Regions from separate parts of the Mus musculus genome. Here region 1 is linked to region 2. A link is a loop called in an ENCODE intact Hi-C map of the cell type or tissue named here. Cell type or tissue: left cerebral cortex. All regions are shown on one strand. Links, peaks and the distances in the headings refer to the core of each region. The heading gives the core; the rest is flanking DNA. Region 1 overlaps Rundc3b (RUN domain containing 3B). Region 2 overlaps Abcb1b (ATP-binding cassette, sub-family B (MDR/TAP), member 1B).

Evidence for each region. A loop is a pair of places that touch in the nucleus more often than their neighbours do. Peaks named below come from ENCODE experiments on the same cell type or tissue, not always from the same donor. Only the 100,000 strongest peaks of a DNase experiment are listed, where the experiment ranks them.
Region 1: it touches region 2 in a loop (2.0-fold over the local background); 19 of 42 quality-filtered maps call a loop at or near these places.

Annotation. Positions count from the first base shown.
Region 1 is chr5:8,484,370-8,496,040 of GRCm38, reverse strand. Rundc3b (RUN domain containing 3B) reads left to right here. Exons shown (of 11, transcript NM_001347311.1): 10 at 1,136-1,257; 11 at 3,452-5,705. The coding sequence ends at 3,597. Among named protein-coding and RNA genes, the nearest start is that of Slc25a40, 67 kb to the right of the region's middle. In left cerebral cortex, for the core only: a CTCF peak has its summit at 6,172 (motif pointing left); a DNase peak (open chromatin) is centred at 6,156.
Region 2 is chr5:8,849,770-8,861,440 of GRCm38, reverse strand. Abcb1b (ATP-binding cassette, sub-family B (MDR/TAP), member 1B) reads right to left here. Exons shown (of 28, transcript NM_011075.2): 24 at 9,828-9,984; 25 at 7,815-8,012; 26 at 1-17. Among named protein-coding and RNA genes, the nearest start is that of Abcb4, 38 kb to the left of the region's middle. In left cerebral cortex, for the core only: no CTCF peak of the experiment used is centred there; no DNase peak of the experiment used is centred there.

The DNA of each region.
Region 1 (11,671 bases), core at 5,044-7,543, 370 kb after region 2:
TATCTGGGCATAAGTATTCAAAACTTTTTCCATGAGACAGGATGTCACTGTGTAGCTCTAGGTGGACCTGCTATATAAAACAAGCTGGCCTTGAACTCACATAAATCCACTGGCTTCTGCCTCCCAAGTGCTGAGACTAAAGGCAATGCACACTAAGCCCAGCGTTTTGCAGCATTTTTAATGTATGTCCCTTTGCAGATCTGAGACCAGGTCTACCCATGTTATACATATGCAGACAACCATGAAGGAGATCATTTGCTTCATGTGTGCTTTCTTGTAAATGTTATTATAAAATACGTATCTGTGGATTTATGTAGGATCTGAATATCTAATGAAAGACATTCAGCTTGGAAAAACCTACTTTCCTATGTCCACTGACACTTTTATTAGTAAATGATGATCAATTCCAATTTTCCATGAAGTGCAAAGGACACCAAACCTGAATATATCTTTTTGTTAGCCTTATCCTGAAAACCGAATTTGAGGAAAGATTAATAGTAAGCATTTGTTAACCTTTTACTTCTAACTGAAATATCCTCTGATATAATTAATCTAAGCAATTAGCATAATACAAAAGGTCTTAAAACAGGGAAGGGGATTAATTATCTTGATGGTATATTAATATAATAAATATTTATTAGTCTAAAATTTAAAACTTTTACATTATAGTGATTTATAATAATTGTTTTTGTTGAATATCAGCTGTCAGTGAGTATATCAAGGTGCTAAGGAATCCTGAAGTACTAGAAATGATAGGTCATTATTAAATTATACCATTTGTTTCTTTATTGGTAATATTCCTTAGGTTTTTCTGTTCCTACTTTAAAACTATAATAACCTAATTAGAAGTTCCTATTTTAGTTGTCTGAATAATAAATAATTAATTTGATAATGTTGATTTGCTTGAAAAATAATTATTCTTTTCTGTTTTTCAATGAACAAACTAGATAAGCTTCCAAAATAGGTAAGGAGAAAAGTATAATGGAAATCACACATAAACCATAATAAACGCAAATTTAGGGAAGGCATGAGAAAATTAGTCACAATTTTAATGCATTGTAAACCATTGATGTTTATCAAAAGATATTCTCTTTTGTGAGAAGAAATTACAATAATTTTTTATCCTTATTTTCAGTAAAAGTTACCAAAGCCTTGACCAGTTATCAGCAGAAGTTAGCCTTTCTCAGGCCTCATTGGATCCCAGCCACTCACAAGAAGGAGATGGAAAGCAAGACTCATTGAATTTCATTGGTGAAGGTAGTGTGCTGGCTGATTTTACATCCACTTGACACAAGCTAAAGTCATTTGAGAATAGGGAACTGCAGTAAGAAAAGGCCTCTGTAAGTTTGGGCAGTAGGCAAGCCTAGGGACATTTTCTCAATTAGTGATTGATGAAGAGGGCCCAGCCCATTGTGGGTGGTAACATCCTGAGCTAGTGGTCTTAGGTTCTATAAGAAAAAGTCATGGGGAGCAAGCCAGTAAACAGCACCCCTCCATGGCCTCTGCATTAGCTCCTGCCTCCAGGTTCCTGCCCTGTTTTGAGTTACTACCTGGACTTCCTTCAATGATGAACTCTGATGTGGAAATGTAGGCTGAATAAACCCTTTCCTCCCCAACTTGCTTCTTTTCATGGTGTTTCATCACAGCAATAGGAACCCTAAGACAGTAAGGAAATGACATTGGTATTTGTGAGCAGTTTAACATATCTGGGCTTTAAGAACAAAGTATTATTTTGCCCACCCTGGCTTTAAACATGTAACCCTTTTAACTCTGCCTCTAGAGTCTGGGATTATAGACATGTCCACATATGTACATACATGCACATATTCAAATAGATAAACATTAAGAATAATTAAGTTGTGTTCATGACATGTCACACACGTTTTAATGCATTCTGGTTTCCTTCAGCCTCTCATTTCCCTCCCATACCTGCAAGCCCCTCTTCTTCCTCACAAATCTTTTCCTCATATTCATTAGTCTTGTTTGTTTTGTGTCCCACAGAGTTTAACTAAGGTGGTCTGTCTGTGTTCCCCAGGGGCTATACAACTGGATGCTATCCCCTCTCACTCTCTTCCCAGCAGGACGTGAGCACTGGGAGCTCCTTCCTCACTATGACTGTTAGGGAGCCCCAGTGTTGTGTGGGCCCAGTGCACGTAGGCACAGTCGCTCAGACCGTGTTTGTGCTTAGAAGTTGGCATTTCACAGGCCTTTGGTTCTTACATGTTTTGTGCTCCCCCTTCTGAAAATATTACAAAAGTGGTGGTACAAATGTCTTAGTCAGGGCCGAGCCCTTCTTTTTATTCTCAGCATCTTTTGTTGTTACAGATCTCTGCATTACCTCCAGTCACCATAAGGGAGGGTTTCTTTCATTGAGCCTGAGAGTAGCATTTGTCTAGTCTCTCCAGAGTAGATACATATGGTAGAAAATTTTAATTATCTGATTATTTTATTATTTATTTCTAAGTATGCCATTCTTTTGGACTATATTATAAACCAATTTATTTTCCCTATTTCTCTTTTTAAGGTTTCTAAATAGTTTCTTTTAGATTTTAAGCATACACTTTTTTTAATTGCCTTTTTCTCTTGTCTACCTGTAAAAAAGAATAAAGGTTTAGTTGCTCATAGTAGTCTTAGAATCTTTTATTTTATTTTTTTTAAGATGGGGTTTCATATAGCTGAGGTTGCTGAAAACTTACCGTATCACTCAGGCAAGTCACGAGTGTACAATTCTAGAACTCCTTCCTGTCCTCTCTTCATTGGAGATGTTCAGTGGAAAGTGGGAATTGCCTTTCCACACACACTGTGGCACACACGCCAGAAATAAAACTATGAAACAGAGCTATAATTAAAAGCACAGATCCCAGTGCTCAGGAGACACAAAATCAATGGTCAGCTAGTGAGTAATGTCTGATGAGGGTAAGTTTGTTTCTATCGCACTTCTTAATGAAAGTCCAGGATTCTCATTCTCCCTGCTTTGGCCACAGTTACTCTTATTTAGTTGAGTATTCTTTTCTCTTTGCTGGGTGACAAAATGTGAATATATTCTCAAAAACAGGGGGTAGAGGCGTGGTGGCACAAGCTTGTAATCCCTGAGTTTGGGAGGTAGAGGTACAGTGATCTCTGAATGTGAGGCCAGCCTGGTCAAACATAGTGAGCTCCAGGACACCCAGGGTGTCAAAAAAAGACAATAAATAAGTCAGTAAATAAAAGGTAAACTACATTTTTACTCCAAAATGCGTTATCTCAAACTACCATACCAAGATGTTTTACGAGAAACATAAAAACACTAATATTCTTAGAGGAGGTATTAGAAGCTGCTGCCGGGTAAAATAGGTTTAGCGGCATCGATACATTGTCACTACTCCAGAAGCTCTGGGAGTTTCTCCTGGGTTTTGGTCTTGCAGTGATTCATGAAACTGTTACTCTTGTGTGCTTGTGTCTTAATGTCCAGGTAAAGAAGATACCCCCTCACTTCTTGGCCTCTGTGGGTCCCTGACATCAGTGGCAAGTTACAAGTCCCTAACAAGCCTAAAATCCAACGACTGCCTTGCAAGCCCCACCACGGAGCTAACCAGCCCAGGCCTGACTCCATCCTGAAAGACTACGTAAAAACCCAAAGTTTCTGCATTGTAAATATCCTGTTTACATAAGTTTGGCTGCTGGGAGATTTTGAAATTTTATATTCTGGTACATGCGTAACATTTTGTTGTTTGGAGATTTTAGTCCAGCCCATGTAAATTTCTGAGGGAAAAGCATAGTAGTCCCCTATTTTTCTTTTTAAAATATTACATTTGTCACTGAGGATGTTTAAAGTTGATTAGGCTTTAAAAATCTTTCAAAGAGTGTCTGAATTCATTATAAATTGTACATAGTTGTTATTCAGCTGAATTTTTATATTTGTTTAAATGCGTCTTGGTGTCCAGAGACCAGGTCCAGGTTTTACTCCAGAGACTTAAGCTTAGCAGTTTCTTTCGCTCCTTTATTTGGTGGTTAAATTTGCACAAAAGGCAACTAATTCCATGAAGTACTTCCTGCACTCTGATGTCTGTGTACCATGCTGTAAGGGGAAGTCTCCAGCCACAACTACACAGTGGCTCGTTAAGCTTTCCTTTTACCAGTTGGTACCAACTTTTAGCATTTCATAAAGTTTGTAGAATTGTGCCTTTTTAGGCGGTTGCTGACTTAATTTGTCAGGTATGGAGGAAAAGCATCTTTTCCCAGGTATGCCTAAGACATTGGAAACATTTCAAACTTCAGAACTAATGTTGGCAAGGGGTTACTAACCTCAGAAGTTTCCAGTTTAATGAATGACTTGATAATGATTTTTAAAGAGCTGCAGAGTAACCAGGATGTCTGACTGTGGATATACATTGGAGCTACAATGCTATTTTCCCTGTGTGCAACAATGACTTACATACTGGGTGTTTCATAGCCATTACCACTATGCCATGATTTCTCATTTTTCAAATTGATCTTAGTGTTTAAAAAAAAACAAAACTATACTTCTGTAGGAAAACAGGTTTTTTAAAAAGAGCTGTGTTTCAATTTTTTTTTTTACAATTTTTAAAACAGCTACATGTGTCCCTAAAAATTCCACCCTATTGAAAATAAACACGTATGAAGTGTGTATTCTATAGTGAGTCCTAGGAGGAAAACAAGTGTGCCAAAGACATTTCCTATACTGTTTCATGAAGGGGCCACAGTGCTCACTCTTGTCTGTTGATTTTTATATTTAAACTTAGCAGCTGTGACAAGTAGGAAGTGCATCCCTCCTAAAGCTTCCTGGGGAGTGCTGAACTCACAGGTTCACTCCTTCTATCCAAAGTGTAGGGGTGGGAGGTTCTGGGAAGTGCTTGGAGCGCAGTCTCATGGTGTGGAATCAATCAATAGTAACATGACCAGTGTCACATGTGAGGCAGTGCAGACACTAATCTCTGGGGCAAAGGAGGCCTGCAAGCTCATGACAGACATTGCATCGGGTGACTCAGAACAAACTGAGCAATTTCTTCCTGAGGCTGATGCATTAAAACAGAGCACCTCCATCTTCTCTGATCTGTGTGCACCATATTAAGTGTACAGTGGCCAAAGCCACGTTTAAGTAGTGTCAGGAATAGCAAATAAAGACAGCAGGCCTGCAGCAGGCTGCATGAGGACTTAGATGGTCATGAGAACATTGGGAATTTAGGCTGGCCGTGGGCGCACCTCTACTTTCCTAAGAAAGTCAAAGTGTTTACTGCTTTATCACCACGGCCTGCTCTCACCTGTCATTTATGATTTTTCAGATATAAAACCTTGGTAAGATCTTTTCATACATTTTTATAAAGTAGAAGGGAATACAAGATTCCCCAGTTGGTACACTTTTTCAGATCTGTCCGATAGAAGCACTAGTTTGTGACATATCCCTGCTGCGAACTGCGGACTGAGACATGACACCTGAGGATCATGGCTTTCCCTCCATTATTGGAGCTCTTGATATAAAGTTCATCTGCTACTGTGGAACCCAAGTTTCTGCAGTTGGTTTCGAGCTACAGGCAGTTTGTAACGCTTGCATGAGTGAACAGTGTCTCAGTCTTTAATTTTCAGTGGTACTGTTTATTTTTCAGAACTCCACAAAGAATGCTGGCTATGTCTATCTTTCCATCTGTATTTTGTTGCCTCGATGTACTATATTTGTTGCATGTATATTAAAGATTTTTTTAACCATACAGTACTGGTCTTTTTCCTTGACAAATATAGTTACCTGGTTCAAGTGTTTACTGAACTTCCATTTCAGCACATAGAATAAATATTGAGGACTAATTAAATCCAACACACTAATGGATATGATTGGAGAAAACCCTTCTGTTGAGATTGAATATTATACATACTTTTAAAATATTCCTTATATAGCACATGACATTTTGAGAGTTACTGACTACATATAGGACAATGGTCCCAAGTAACTGAGAGAAGTTGAAAAATTCCTATCCCTTAGTGACATCACAACTCTCTAATATAAAACTGACAGAAATTCTGATATATTCTGAATTTCTTATAATTCAAGAACCAAAGAGTAGAGGGAAAGATAAAGTCCAGTCAACTCGTAGTTTACAGGCAAAACCCGGACACGGTTATAGTCATGGCCTGGAAATATGTTAACATGTTGCCATCATGTGGCCATATGATGTAATTAAAATTTGTAGTAAAGAATATAAGGCACTGAGTATAAAACAGATGTCTCCTATATTCCTTTATTCATTTTTTTGAACCTCTCCAGGAGCACCAGGACTGATGTATAACGGACTTGGGGATTCTTTCCAAAGAGTCCTTCTCATCACAGTATGTATCAGTCTACATATCTATATACATGATATGTAGCGAACAGTGTATTTCCTGGCTTCCCCCACTGTGTGTTGTAACATAGATACAGGCACGGCAGAGAGTAGCTGATTTTTTTTTTTTTTATTAAACTCAGCCTAAACTGTGTATAAGCCCTTTTCCTGTTAACAAGGCAGTGGCCCTCAGAGTCTGGTGACATGTTTCAGCAATCTGGCAAAGTGTTCTATCTGCAGTAAGAATTGCAAATCAAATTATGTTTTCACATTCAATTTGCAAGTGTTTTCTGCAGATTTTTTTGATTTATGTTCATTAAGGAGACTGGACTATAGTTTCCTTTTTTATTATGTCTTCATGCAGTTTTGGTATCAGGTTGATTATGGTTTCATAAAATGAGTTTAGTAGTGCTCTTTGTTCTTTCTGACAAGATAAAGGCAACCAGAGACAATAAAACATTTAAATATATTAGATCTACCCCAAATGAAAAAATTCTTATTGTGGAAGCTGTATTCTGTAGCCATGAACCCCACAGTACACCCTTTTGTTCTTATTGTGGAAGCTATATTGTGTAGCTGAGTATCCCACAGTACACCCTTTTGTTCTTATTGTGGAAGCTGTATTGTGTAGCTGTGTACCCCACAGTACACCCTTTTGTTCTTATTGTGGAAGCTGTATTGTGTAGCTGTATACCCCACAGTACACCCTTTTGTTCTTATTGTGGAAGCTGTATTGTGTAGCTGTGTATCCCACAGTACACCCTTTTGTTCTTATTGTGGAAGCTGTATTGTGCAGCTGTGTATCCCACAGTACACCCTTTTGTCTCAGCAGCTTTACTTGCAAATGCTTTCTGCAGTGCATCTATTGGTCTGGTTCCAGAACTCTGGCTTCTGTTATACTATCAATACTGGAGCCTCCCTGGGACTCCTCTGGGATATCCTGTCACTGCCCTGTGTCATGGAGATCCTGTAGTTTTGGATTGCAGGACTGGCCCTTTCGCACTCTTCGACAGTTCATAGATGGGGTAGATGTTGGGGAGGGTCAATGTTAAAGTCCTGGATTTGGGCCTGGCTTGTAGCTGAGCTGGTCAGTACACCAGCTCCCCCATACTGAAACCACCATGGGAGAGCTCTCTGGCAGAACACTGACTAGCCCACCCAATGCTGCAGCCAGCAAGAGGCAGAGCCAGCTCTTCTACTCTCATGCCCTCGTGCCGATTCATCCCAACCCAGCAGGGCCAGCTCTGCTGTCCAGTTGAGGTGTGGGCTGCTCTCCCAAGTACTACACCCAGCAAGGGGCTGTGCCAACTCTCTTGTTCTCATGCTTTGGGACTGGCTTACATGTGACCCCTTGCAACCAAGGACAGCTCTACTGTGCTGACCAGGAGGGCCTGCTGAGTACTGCTCGGAGACAGCTCTCCTGCTCTCATGACCTTGGGGGCCAGCTCTCCCATCTTCCATAGGTGGTGAGGTGGGGGAGGGCATCTCTCCCTTGCCACAGCACCACACATTAGACAAGTGGCCAGGCCAGCTCTCCCACACTTACACCCCAGGACCAGCTCACTCACAACCCCCCAGCAACCAGGGCCAGCTTTGCTCTGCTCCCTGGGTGAGATGTGGGGCCCCTTCTCCTGAGTACTGCAGTTGGAGACTATGGACATCCGCCTGGCCTTTGGTGGGAATAGACCCCTGCTGTTGCAGGTCCATGAACTTAGACATGGCCCTGGCTGGCAGCATGGGCCAGGACCCCACCATAACCCCAGGTGGCATCACCAGCCACCCTCATCAGGCTGTTCTTCACACTCTCAGCAGTTCTACCTCCCTTCACTGTACAAACATCCCTCTCCCTCTCTGTCTCTCCACCACTACTTGCTCATCATCATAATGATGCCTGGGGCCTCTGTGTTTCTGGTGTCATCTCAGGAGTGTTATGTCCCACCCATTCACTGGACATGGATTGCCTAAGGCATGGACTACCCAGCCAGGCCTGCATGACACTGGCTGGGGGGTCTTCTCTGGTGTGGTCTGTCTGACTGGGTAGCATGGTACCTGACTGGCTCAACTTGCTTTTTATAGGTGTTCTGCATCTTGGTGTCCAGAGACAGGGTCCAGATTTTATTCCTGAGTCTTAGGCCTAGTGTTTTCTTTCACTGCGTTATTCAGTGCTTAAAGTTTCACAAAAGACAACTAACTAATGTCATTAAGTATTTTCTAAGTTCTGATGTCTTTGTAGTGTATTTGTACAAGACAAAGCTGAATTTGCCTGCTTTTTTTTTAATCCAGATGTTTTTATTACTGCATCAGCTCTATTAATTCTTATCTGTTTATCTCATTTGGATTAATTTTTGTAGGTCATATACATCTAAACATTCATCCATTTATTTTAGATCTTTCCAATTTAACAGAATATATTTTTAAGATCACTCCTAGTAATTCTTTTGAATTTCATTTGTATCTATCATAATGGCTCTCTTTTTCTCTAGTTTTATTATTCTGGGTCTGAAAATACTTTGGCAAATTTAGTCTTACTTAATTGATCAAATGACCTTGTAATTTTTATAATTTTTCATTTCTATTTCATCTATTTCTGCCCTGTTTTAATTATTTCTTTCAAACTGATTTTGAGTTTGGTCTTTCTGGTTTTTCCAGGTCCCTCAGGTTTGTCATTAAGATTTTGTTGTTGTGTTTTTATTTTCTTTTATTTCTGTAAATTGCTGATCTCTTTTTTTGATCTCTGCATTGACTGACCAATCTATCATTCAGTGGTGTTGTTCAGTCTCCCTGAGTTTGTGACTATTCTGTAGTTCCTCTTGCTATTAATCTGCAGTTCTAGTCAATTGTGGTCAGATAAAATACAGGAGCTTTTCCAGTTTCCCTCTATTTGTTAAGAGTGTGTACTCTGTCCTAATATATTATCTATTTTAGATAAAGTTGCGTGGGCTACTGAAAAAAATATGAACTCTTGAGTGTTCAAGTAGAATATTAAATAGATGTCTCTTAAATCTATGATATATGATCTCATTTAATTTATATGTTCTGTTTACCTTTTGCCTGCATGATCTATCAATTAATTAGAATGGGCTATCACAATCTCCCACCATTATGCTGCTGACTATACCATTGCTGGTGTCTTGTTTTATGACATCAGAGGCACCCACACTTGCTATGTAGATGTTTAGAATTGTAATGTCTTCTTGGTGGATTGTTCACTTAGTCATTACAAAGTGGCCTTCTTTATCTCTTCCAACTAGTTTTGGTTTCAAGTCTATTTTATCAGATATGAAAACTCCTTTATTCCTAGATCTATTTGCCTGGAATCCATTCTCTACTCTGTCCTCTAAAGTATTATCTGCTTTATCTGTCTTTTATGATCAAGTAAGGTTCATGAACACACACAAGGATGAGGCCTGTATTTTAATACACTAGTTTAGACTGTGTCTTTTCAGTGGGTGAATTGAGACCATTAATTTGTTTGTTTGTTTTAAGATAAGGTTTTTCTGTGTATCCCTGCCTATTCTGGAACTTGCTCTGTTGACCAAGCTGGTCTCGAACTCAGAGATCCACCTGCCTCTGCCTTTTAAGTGCTGGGATTAAAGGCGTGCGCCACCACTGCCCATCTGAGATCATTAATATAGAGTGATTGTTGAGTGATGCATATTTATGTCCTGTCATCTTGTTGATTTTGTAGAATTTGCTATATCTAGTCCCTGTAAGGTTCCAGTATTGATAGTATTCAGTATTGATACCTTACAGGGAGCCAGAGGGCTCAAACCAAACCAGTGACTCATTGCAATGAACCTTCGCACAAAGTGTGGACTAAAAGGTGACACACTGGGACTCACTATAGCTTCCATAAGATTTTTTTCTTCTTTTTGGAGGGAGGTTGCAAGGATGGGGTAGATATGAAGGGACAGAGATGAGTGAGATTGGAGTGCATGATGTAAAATTCACAAAGAATCAATTAAAGGTTTAAAACAAACAAAAAGAAAAAAAGCAGCTGAGCAAGCCATGAGGAACAGGTCAGTGAGCAGCATTCCTCTATGGCTTTTGCTTCAGTTCCTGCCTCCAGGTTCCTTCATCGAGTTCTTGCTCTGGCTTCCCTTCATGATGGACAATGATTGGTATATGTAAGTCATATAAATCCCTTTTCTCTGCAGTTTTCTTTTGGTCATGGTGTTTTATCACAGCAATAATAAGCAATCTAGAACAATTTTGGATCTGCAATATCCCAACTCACCACAACCAAAAAGTTCTAACCAGCCTTGTAGAATCTCTAATATAGGTGTGGCTTTTTTCTGGTGGCCATTACCATTTTTTATTACATGCATGCACATGAGTGAGTGTGTGTGTGTGTGTGTGTGTGTGTGTGTGTGTGTGCACTAGTCTTGCGCGCGCTGGACTCGACCAGCAAGAATGACGCTGCAACAGGATCCTTCTGCACACGTTTATTGGGAGAGCTTGATTGCAGAGGCGAAAAGACCCCGAGCCCAGAACTGGTACTGCTTATATAGGCCTAGGAGAGGCGTGTCTCACACCCGGATTGGTTAGGCACTACGCCTCATTTGCATGTTCCTCATCTGATTGGCTACTCTCTCTCTCTGTACCTCACAGAGCCTCATTATCATACCTCATTTGCATGTCTCACATCTGATTGGTTATACTCTCAAAGCCTCATTATCATGCCCGGGCCAGGCAGTGTCTTTGCAAAAAACTTTACTGCATATGTACACATTGGTTGTTTGTCCAAACTTATGCGTGGTGGCCAGCAGTAGTCAGTGCCACTCTGCAACGGCACATGTGGCTTCCCACACACTCGTGCTATACATGTCCACACATGTGAGGCATGTATGTGCAGGTGCATGGACACATGATTACATATGCATCTGAATGTAACTACATTGGGTGTTGTACTAGTTACATTTCTTGCTGTGATAAACATGACAACCAAGGTAATTTACAGAAGACATTTACTTGAGCTACAGTTTCCAAGGGTTAGAGTCCATGGCAGTGGAGCCAGGGTAGCAGCCAGAAGGAGTGGCAGTTGGAGCCAGGGTAGCAGCCAGAAGGAGTGGCAGTTGGAGCCAGGGTAGCAGCCAGAAGGCGTGGCAGTTGGAGCAGCAGCTGGAAACTCACATCCTAACCCACATTCACAAAGCAGACAGAGAAAACTAGGAATGGCATGAGTCTTTAAATTCTCAAACCTTGCCCCCAGTGACATATTTCCTCCACAAGACCACACCTCCTAAACCTACCCAGCCTATGCCAACTGGACCAAATATTCCAATGCCAGAGGCTATAGGAGACATTTGGCATTCAAACTACCACGGGTATCTTCCTTGATTATTCTCCCTTTATTGAGT
Region 2 (11,671 bases), core at 5,059-7,558:
TCTTTGCCATCTAGAAACTGAAAGCAAGGGTTCATAGATTGACTTCAGGACCAGCACAATTCAGACCTACCAAAATCACCACCATTACTTCATACTTTAAGACTGTGGGGTTGTCATGAGATGAAAGAAGTCCTACTTATTTTACTTTGGATTTTCAAGGTTTGTTCAAGAATACCATAACTGTACATTTTGAGGAAGTACCCATTTCTCATGTTTTAACCCTGTTTTTTGTTCATTTTCTTTCTTTTTGATTTACATAGTAATAAGCAGAAAATTGACCCTCCTTCCAAAAATATCCATGTCTCAATTCCTGGAAACTGTGAATGCATTTTGTCAAAGAGGTATTAGAGTAGCACATTGTATCATGTGCATACATTAGATTGCTAGTAATTGGCTAACTCTATAATACAATGATTGTTCAGATTATCTTGGTGCAGCCAATGTATTCCTGAGGTTCTTAACTATGGAAAGGGGACAGGAGCAGACTATCCTGAGGTGTGTGGCATGAAAAGCCTTGGCCAGCTACTGCTAGCTTTGAAGATGGAGAAAGGATCCATGACTTAGGCAAAGCAGAGAAGCCTGTCTCTTGTGATCTCAAGAAGGTATACTACAGTACTGTCATTTGTATTTTAACACAGTGAGAGCTATGCTAGAGGCTCAAAGGCTTATAACAGTGTGTGTGTGTGTGTGTGTGATACAGAATGGACAGATAGACAAGTGTATAGAAGGATTCGTGGTATATTCAATACTGAGCCAAGAGTAAGAAAGAAAAGGCCACCTTTCCCCTACATCACCTATGGGTCACAACCATCTGTGGTTGAACAACTCCTTCACAGGGGTTGTGTAAGGCCATCAGAAAACACAAATATTTACATTATGATTCATAAAAGTAGCAAAATTACAGACATGAAGTAGTAACAAAATAATTTTGTGGTTGGGGTTACCACAACGAGAAGGACTGTATTAAAGGGTCATAACATTAGGAAGTCTGGGAACCAATGAGTTAGATGTGCAGGAGAGGAGCTGGGGAGACCCCTGCATAGACTTGTTGATAAAATCCTTTTCTGATACAGATATGCCAACTAAACAGATCTCTTTTTCAAAAACAAATGGCCTTCAAATGAGGGAGGTGTTGATGGCTTCTAAAGAAGACTCCAGTATCCCAGCTTTGGAGAGTCAAACAATGGTCCTAAGTGTGAAATGGTTCATCTATGTTCTCTGGGCTTCTGGTATAGCACTGGCCAAAACTAGGAATGCCACAGGAATCCATTTCTACTTGTGAGCCTGGCAGTTACATGGATAGAAGGCATACCATGACCTTGCTAGTACCAAGCTCTGTTACCATGGGAACCACTGTGTGCATCTACTCTCCTAGCTTTCTAAACATTTTAATAAGTCAAAGTGCAAAATAAAGGATGGGGAGAGGCAGGGAATATCATGTGACAGGCACAAGCCTACTAGCCCAACGCTACGGCAGCGGAGGCAGACCACTGTAAGATCAAGTCATTCTGAGCTACATGCCAAGTTCTAGACCACTGTGAACTATGTAGCAAAGTTCTATCTCAAAACAAGCACACAAGCAAGGTATCCATTTTGGAGCATAGCTATATGATCTTGTTAGAATGAGGAAGGATCACAACTTAGAAGTGGAAATTAGAAGAAATAATCCTTAAAGAAGCTTATTCTATGTTTATATCCCTGGAAGCAAAATACGTTATCGCATAGAATCACAGGCAAGTCTGAATGGTTCCTATAAGTTTTAAGAAGTTTGTACATTTCACCAAATACAATAAAACTCTTGGCCCTAATTATGACTGTAAAACACACAGGTTTGTAAACTATTTAAACCCATATTGGCCAAAGAATCCTTCTTCTAAGAAACACATGTTTGGAAACCCAGAATGTAAAATGCTTTCAGGTACAGCTCCCGTGGTAGAGGCACACCAGCGGTCTGATGGGAGACCCAGAAATTCTGCAGAACTCATGAAAATTGCTCACAAGATCCAAGCCCAAGGGAAGGCCTATCTAGGAAAGTAAAACTTGGTAAGGAATAATGCAAGGCTAATGAAGATAATTAGCTCTTTCTACGATAGCCTGCTACATTTACTGCTCCCTAGTACAGTAATTAAGTGCAGCATATGTATTATTTGCATATGTATGTACTCTGAAATAAAGAAAAAATGTCAAGGACTGAAAAGATTTTAATTTCTGAGATAAGCACAATGCACACACTCTCTTCTTTCTCTTCACAACATCTCGTAGGGTCACTAAGACCTAAAGGGGACAAAAGACCCTGACTGTGGTGTCTGGGACAGACTAGAGGTGGAAAAATGCAGGCCAGGAGCAGACTTAAAAAGCTAGGCTGCTAGGGCTTTCAAGTATATGTATGTCCTGGCACCTGAACAGCGTTCTGGGAGGGAGGGAGGGAGGGAGGGAGGGAGGGAGGGAGGGAGGCCAGGCTGCAGTCAGGAAGCTCTCCCTCTTAAGTCAGTTGCTGAGAAAGGAAGACTCTGCAATCTAAGACTTGGGTATCTAGATTTTGTTATTATTATTGTTGTTGTTGTTGCTTTTAAAATATTCCCTTTTTTATTAGAATGTATTAATCTATAAAACTACTGTCCCTCTTTCTTTTGTCCATCTTCTACTTTGACGTTATTTTTAATATTATATCTAACGTCTACATACAAGAGAAAATCCAATTTATATAACGTAACACTTTGCTCTCCACAGGGCGCTCCTACAGGTGTGCCATTAGGGATGTTTAGCTGGGACGAGATGTAACTGAGCAACCAAAGTTGAGGGCAGGTGAAGAGGTGTGGAGCTAAAGGCACGCTTCTCCAGGCGGGAGATAAGTAACTCCCAGCAACTGTGCCAAAAAGGCAAGTTGAAATTGAACAACTGTGTGTGTCTGTGTTTTTCATCCAATATTCTCTGGGCAGAGGCTGGTAGCACGGTCTGTTCCTGGTGCTTAGGTGGGGTAGCTAAAGCTATATGATACAGGCGGTATCCCTTACTAGCTTTCTAGGACATTGCAATTGTAATATACATTAAAGTTTGAAAGCCACCACTTAGGTCAAGGTCCCAAGCAGCACGGTACAAAGCTTATTGTCAGCCATAAGAGTTTCCTGATTCCAAGGCTTTCATTTCTTAAGACCATCATAGAAGTAGGGGGAGGGAGGACGTGGTAGGGTGTTTCTGGGAGGGAGGGGAACTGGGAAAGGGGATAACATTTGAAATGTAAATAAAGAAAATACCCAATAAAATGCAAAGAAAATTATCTAACAATAAATTACAAGAACTCCCCCTTGCCCCCCACAAAAAGACCAAATGATGCTCAAGTGGACAATCATTTTCCACGGCAGTAAGAAATACCTTTGAGATACCTATTACCACTAACAGAGTCACTAAGGGTCACTGTGGGGAATTGCAGGCTGGTCTCCAGTCTAGCTGAGGTCTGGACCCCGATGGTCATAATTCACCTACATGACACGGTAGGCGTTCCCTCATGCTCCTGGAACTCTGGTCCCTGCCTAAGTTACCACCTTCCACAGGCCTCACAAGGGAAGCATGGTCAGTAGTCACTTAAGCAATGGCCCAAGCTTCTAACCTTTAGGCTAAACTCCTCCCCAGTTACCTAGCAACAGTAAAGACCATAAAAAGGGCTGTTCAGCCCCCACCTCACTCTCTTTCTCTTATGCTCTCACTTCTTACTCCTCACTCTCGCCCCCTCTCTCTCCTCTCTGTCTTCTCTCCTCTCTCCTTTCTCTTTGTCTTCTCCTATCCTCTCCTCTCTTTCTCTCTTTTTCTCTTTCTCTCTAGCTTTCTCTCTAGCGTTCTCTCTCTCCCTCTCTCTCTCTCCCCCTTCTCTTTCCCCCTGCATTTCTATAATAAAGCTCTTAAATCATAGAGTCTCTGCTCCATCAAGATCCGCTGTGCAAACTCGCCAGTGTTGGGAACCTCTCCTCTCATCCCTCTCTCCTATAACCCCGGGGTGACAGGGTGTTGCCTTGGGGTCCCAGTTGGGGGCTGCCCCTTGTCCACCCCCTGTTGCATGGGTCAGAGGCTTGCATGCCCACCTGAGCATCTGCCTGTGTCTGCCTGCCCAGAGTACAGGAACTCTGGCCGGACATTGGGCCCCTTTTCCCTTCCCTTTCTTCGCCAGGGCCTCCCCTACCTACCCCCCGCCCCCCACCCTTTGTAGTTCCCAACAGGTCACTAGCTGATACTTAGAAACAAAATTTAACACATTAATTTACTGGGAATGCTTCTGAAAGGAGGCTGGCTGCTATGAACCATGTCCTGACATTTTAAAGCTCTAGTACAATTCACAGAAGAAGACAACAGGTATTTCTGGAATGAACAAGAATACGTTAGCTTCAGTGCATTTGTGTCTACCTTTACATACTAAGAACCAAAAGGTTGGAGAGGTGGCTCAGTGGTTAAGAGCACTCACTGCTCTTCAGAAGGTCCTGAATTCAATTCTCACTCCTCACTCTCATGGCAGCTCACACCTGTCTGAGGCCATCTTCTGGAGTGCAGATGTACATGTTAAAGTACCCATATACATAAAATACATAAATAAGTCTGGAAACAAACAAACAAACAAGCAAACAGGCTCAAAACTCCTTCCTTGACTCCCTGTTTTTGGGAGACACACTTGATTCCATCTGTGAATGTTACTGGGTAAAATTGAGAGGTAGATACCAATTCTCATTTAGCAGGAGTAGGCTGGTGGTGTGGTGGAAGATGGCAGTTCCTCCAACAGCTGGAACAAGCTTGCTCTTGTACACTAGGAACAGCTATAATGCTGACAGAAGTCCCTGTAACTTCTGGGTCATAGACCGCAGCAGCAGTGCTGAGATCAGAATCCAATCTCTTATTCCAATTCATTGCTCTTATTCATTTAGCTCAGCAAAGAGTGAGCACCTAACTCCTTTTATTAAATCTTTCTGTTTCCTGTACTGAGCTGAAATGATTTTTGTCCATGTTGTAGATTATGCTCTCCTGCTATTGTTGTTTTTACAGAACCATCACTGTTCCTTATGTAATGGTTTTGCCGTTGTTTAGTAAAGTTACAGTAAAGAATGGGGTCTATGGTGCCTGAGGACATGTCACTGTTTCCTCCTGGAAGGAATCACCCAGCCAAGAGACCACCCCTGAGGAAGCTGAGTTCATGTTAAGCCATGCTAAAAAGATGGGAGGAATAAGTATCTGTGAATGATAATGTATATTTTTCCTTCCTTTCCTTTCTCTCTGACTTTGGTGCAGTTGCTTCAGGGCTACCTTTTGACTCAGAAATGTCTAACGTGTACTCTTTCTTCATTTATAATTGTTTTTTTTTTCAAATACTGTCTAGTATGTCCAGAGCCTAAGTATGTTTTAGCTCTCCACCTATCTTGTGGCTTCTTGTCTGCCATGGGCTGACTTCTATGCTGGGTTAACTCAAGTGGCATGGCTTTTTCCTCTTTCTCTTCTCCAACTTCCTTCTCGGAGAAGCTGCAAATTTAAGCTTGCTTACCTTGGGACAATGCCCTGCCCCACTAGGAAGTTATTGTGACTATAATAAGATGCTATGAGATTTTAAAATCTTTCTTAAAATATAACAACATAGTTTGGGAAAGTATTAATTCTGCTAGGTTCCACTTTAACTGGCCTGCTTGCTACCCTGTGCTACCAAGCAGAACCCACATTACCTCTTGCAATAAGTATCAGCTATATGGCTCTTCACTATGCAAATCATACACAGCCATTGAGAGCTAGCTCCAGGTCTCCCTTCTCTAATCAAATTTGCACAAGCATATTTTTCCATCGTCCCAGTTAAAGTCACCATATGCTATTTCTTTTAATTGCACAGTTTACATGTGGCTTAATAAAAGCTTATTGAGGACATTACTCAAAATTCTGGCGGCTGACACTATCTCCTCTAATTGCTTTGAATGTAGCAAAGACCTTTTAGAAGAGTGGTTCTCAACTTTCCTAATGCTGCAACCCTTTAATACAGTTCCTCATGCTGTGGTGACCCCAATCATAAAATTACTTCATTGCTACTTCATAACTGTAATATTGCTGCTATTATGAATGATATAAGTCATAAAATAAATCTAAATATGATGTTCAACCCCACAGGTTGAGAACTGCTCTTTTAATAAGGTAAAAAGGTGTAAAGCATTTATAACTTAAAAAAAAAAACTGAGTACACTGGTTGGTTTTGTGTCAACTTGACACAAACTAGAGTCATCAGAGAGAAGAAGCCTCAACTAAGGAAATGTGTCATGAGATCCAGCTATAAGGCATTCTCTCAGTGACCAATGGAGGAGGGCCCAGGCCACGGTGGGCGGTGCTATCCCTGGGGTTCTATAAGAAATCAAACTGAGCAAGCCGTGGGAAGCAAGACAGTAAGCAGTACCCCTCCATGGCCTGTTCATGAGCTCTCGCTTCCAGGATCCTGTGCTGTTTACTGTCCTGTCCTGACTTCCTTCAGTGGTGAACAGTGCTATGCATGTGTAAGCTGAATAAACCTTTTCCTCCCCAACTTGGTCTTTTTTTTTTTTTTTCGGTCATGGTGTTTCATTGCAGCAATAAAAACCCTAACTAAGACACTGAGTAAAATATGATTGTTTTTGAATAGTTATTGTGTAGCAATTCTAAAAGCCATGGGATCAGATTGAAAAGTCTCCACTCATCTTCATCATTGATGGCAGCCAGGATCCCTTAGAGCTGATGGGAATCGAATGTTTGGGTCATTGTCTTATTGCTGTGTGGCTATGTGGCTCTGTGCATACAGAGTAACACTTTTCTGCTCTAAGCTGCATCTTTGCACTCTTTTTGCTGTATACCACTACATTTATTTAAACTCATAGCCAAAGCATGCTTCAGTTTCCCCCTTTTAAAAATATTGATTTTATTGGAGCTGGAGAGTGTAGGCACATGCCTTTAATCCCAGCACTTGGGAGGAAAAGACAGATGTATATCTGTGAGTTGAAGGCCAGTGTGGTCTACAGAGCTAGTTCCTGGACAGCCAAGGCTACACAAAGGAACCCTATTGCAAAAACAAAAAAAACAAAAAAAAAAAGATTTTTTTTTTTTTTTAGTTAATTTGTTTTTATGTAAGCACGTATCTCAGTGTATATATGTGCACCATGAGCACACAGAAGGATAACACAGGTCATAAGTTGGAGTCAGATTCCCCTGGAAGTGGAGGTCTAAGGCACCAAGTGGTTGCTGAGAACTGAACCAAGGTCCTCTGCAAGGCAGTGAGTACTTCTGACTGCCGAGTCCTCTGCACAGACCTCCAGATTCCTTCTTTTGAACATGTTACCTCAAATGTCCCCTATTCTGCTGCTACTCCTACCTCTTCCACTGTCAACTGCTTCACAGTTCACACTCCCTGAATCTCCATGTTTCCTCCCAAGCTTCCTTCAGACGTGCAGAGCTGTTTACTAAGAGGAAATGTTGCAAACGGTCCATTGATTTGCTCCCTCAGGTCACCATGTCTTCTCAGTTCTCACCTCCTCCAAATCCATGCCACCCATCCTCATTGTCATCTTTTCCTCCTCAAAACATAGTAATCGGCTGTAATCTCCTTGTCACTCCTAGACCCACTTTCTATTTCTCAAGCTACTCTAACTTTTTATGCCTTTCTCATGCAAGGGAGCCAGGTGGTAAGTAGGCTTCTGTGAAGGAAAACAGAGGTGCACTGTTGATGGAGAAGGTATCTGGGGCAGACAGGGCAGCTTAGACACCAAACATGGCTTATAATCAAGAGTTAATAATATCCAGGCCTTAAGATGATCTGAATATAAAAACGTGCTCACCACTGATCCAGCCATGGGGTCGTAGAAGCGCTCGAGCAGCTGGACCACTGTGCTCTTCCCACAGCCACTGCTGCCCACCAGGGCCAACGTCTGGCCCTTCTTCACCTCGAGGCTCAGCCCCTGAAGCACTGGGATGTTGGGTCGGGTGGGATAGTTAAACTGGACTCCATTAAATTTTACATTTCCTTCTAACAGAGTCTAAAAAGAGAATAGTGATAGTTACTTTGATAATGGCAATATTGGAAACATGGAGTAGAACTGAGCCTAGCTACCTCCAGCTGTCAGGTGAGTCAGATCAAAAGGACACACCTTTTCCTGGCTGCCAGGGCAATTCTTAAGCACTGTTAAATACTATTAAGTGCTATTAGCTCTGTGCTGAGTACTCACTAAGTCTTTACTGTACTCATCCTTTGCATGAATGACTAAAAGAGTTCAAAAAATGGGCTGTGATAGATCATCCTCTTAATATCTGGCTTCCTTGAGCAGAATGCTGTCTGCTAAGCAGCCCTTTTGACAGCTGCTTGATGCTCTCATGCCAAATGTCTGAAGAAAATGGTATTTGCAACTACAGCCACTTTTGGCAAAAGCACACTTCAATGGGGGAGAGCATTACTTCTATTGTGACTGTTATAATAGCTTGCTGTGGAAGTCACAAGGACCTCCAGCAAGCATTATCATCCAGAACGCAGGGGATCACTGCTGATGGCATGCTCCCTGTTGATGGGCTCACAGCGGACCAGCAGAAGGCCCGTAATTAGTGTCAATATAGTCTTGATACATTTGTCTTAATATATAAGCCTTTGCTTGCTACTTTTCCTCTCTCTCATCAATACAGTGGACTAAGCTGACCACGAAAAGAAGAGACAACAGCAGCAATAGTAGAGCAATGTCTGGCATGCCAGGGAAGGGTAACTGAAGAGAGTTCCAGTCAGTGACATGCATGGGAACTGGAGGTAGAGATAATAAAGATTGCAAAGAGCTATAGATGAGAAACTCTAGTCTCCAGTTGTTGGAAGAACTGCAAAGCTTTAAAGACCAAAGTTCTGACACCCTAGACTCAAGACCTATAATACTAACTGCTCTGGGAGCTAAGGGCCCTAATACTGGAGCCAGTGATGCCAGCTGCTGCTCAATGCTGTTGGTCAGTGAGAACAATAATGGTTTCTAATTATCAGGGCAGTTGGTCATTAAAGCTTCAAGCAATAAACCTTTAACATAACACGTAAAAGCCATAGTCTCTGGCTTCTAAATTCTGGAGTAGGCTTCCTAGTTCTCAAGGCGCAGAGCCTGCTAGTTCAGTCCCCTGTGACTCAGGCACAAAAGGGCTTAGGACTCCTAACCATGAAAGAGTTCTAACGACCACGCTCATGGATTCTATCCATGAAGAGCAAAAAGATCTCAGCCAGGTGGTTAGTAACAAATGTAGTGAAATTCTACTATGAGCTCTGAAATGAAGCTAACCTTCATTTCACAAAGCTAGAACTTAATAGACTCTAAAAGAATCAGTGCCTTGGCCGACAATATGCTTCAGTGGGTAGGGACCCTGCTACTGAGCAGTACAACTTGACTTCAGTTCCCAGGATCCACGTGGTGGAGCAGAGAACCAAGTCCTAAAATTGTCCTCTGGCCTCCACCTGTGCACTGCGGTGAGGGAACATTTACACACACATAAATAACTAGATAAAAATGAAATTTTAAAAATTCTTAAGAAAAAGAGAGAGTCCACTTGTTTACGTGGTGGCCTTAGTACCATCTAATGCATAACACAAATGCAATAATTTGGAGCTTTTCCTCCAGAATTTGCCTACGAAGATGATAGTATTCTTATTGCGCTGTAACTGTCATGTAAAAGTACTAGGTTTTAATATACATTGGTACTTGCTGAAACAAACCCAAGGCCTAGAAATTCATATCACAATCAAAATAAGCAAAAGCACAATTCTGTTTACTTTCTTCTTGGACTACTTTTATCCATGGGGCTAGCAGGTCATGTAAGTGAATAAACAAACTCACAGGCTTCAAGCCCTCTGTGCTGTAGCTGTCAATCTCAGGGGTTTTCTCAATGATCCTGATGATATGAGATGCTGATACTTTGGCTTTCGCATAGTCAGGAGCAAATGAACTAGTATTCCCAGCTGCCATGGCACCAAAGACAACAGCAGAAAATACCCTGAAAAACAAGAGAAGCAAGCATGCGCAGACAGTCTCGGCTACCGTGGAAGCAAGCGGTCAGGTCTATACCCAAGTGGCTGGGTGACCACTGATCTGAATAGAGAAAAATCATGCAGAGAACTATGAAGACACCAACCACCATGGTGGCCCCTCTCTGAGCCAGCCTAGACTTGATAGCTCTCACCAGCCACACTGCTCCACTGGTAAGGCTTCGGGTACAGCAGAAGATGAAGGGCAACAACTAGGAGCTGGCCTGATTCACCCAATGTCTAGTTCTCTACAGAAAGAGAATGGCGTTTCCTGCAGTCCTTGGCAACTTTCTGTTCTCTGCTTTACTGTCGTTAGGAACCCTTTAGAAAGAAGCTACGGGGCTTCCCTGAGAACTCCTCTTTCCCAGGGGTGGATTAGAATCACTGGACCAATGGCTGTGGGTTTCAGACAAAGCAATGGAAGGATTCCCTTACATGCTCCCCTCACAGACCAGACAACACTCCACTCCAGACTCCCAGATGCCATGCCTGAGGTTTCTCATTTTTGTCCCTTGCAACATAGATGTGACAAACTGCTCACATTCTTTGTCAAAATGCTGTAAGTGTTCTGTTCTCTTTATGTGTTCAAGAGTTTGTTCGATTTTAAATGAAATACTGTTCCTGAAATGCATAGCAGTGTGGCTGGATACAAAATAGCCAGTTCTTTCATCTCTCTCTGACTTTTGCAAACACTTCTGTTTAAAAGATGAAGTGTGTTTCCAACCCTTCGAATGTAGGTTTGCTTTGTGACTTATTTCTATTGGCAAGGTGCAGCAGAGTTGCTGTCGTCAGCTAGGTGTCTAAGAGTCTTGTATGCTTAGTAGGTTTCTTCATTTTCATTTCTATGTTCTCTCTCTCTCCCGTCCCCCTCACCTCCTTCCCTCCCTCCTTCTACTACAAGATAAAGCATGCGCAGAGGACACCCCTCACACACTAGCCACCTACCCTGTCCTGTAACACTAACTCAGATCAGTACAACTGACTTATGCACAAAATAAATGTTTTTAATTCTGTGTCACTGAGGCCTCATGGCTGGTTGTGGGAACATATTCTCACAAAGCCTATGAAGTATGTGACGAGCGTCTCCCTACTTAGCATGCCATGCAGCTATTAAGATACATTTGCATTTGTGACGTGGCCTTCACAGCATAGATTGGAAAGGACCTTAGAGATACCAAGTATAGTTGTCATGTTTATGCCTGGACCTTCTCCTAAATTGGCTTGTAGCTCTGCTTTAGTGGGTGCCATGTTTCATTAACTCTATTGCTAAACTATTTCTAAAACAGGGGAAATCTTTGTCTTCCTTTCCCATCATGCCCCAGAACACCATTCAAAGGCCCTTGCTTTTCTCCACATACATCACATTGTGTCAGAGTAACCACTCAAACCAGCATAATGCTGAAGAATATTCCAGAACACTAGGAACCCACCACTTCCTTTTCTTGGGCCTACACACACACACACACACACACACACACACACATATGCTAAAGGAATATACTGCAATTTTTAAAATTACAACTAAAAAAACCACATGATGGTTTTCTCTCCTTATGTAACATTTAAATGTGTGGGACTTTTTTTTTTTTTTTTTTTTTTTTTTTAGAAAGTGGCCACTTTTCATAAGTTTCCTTTGGCGGTTCCTAATTAAATAGA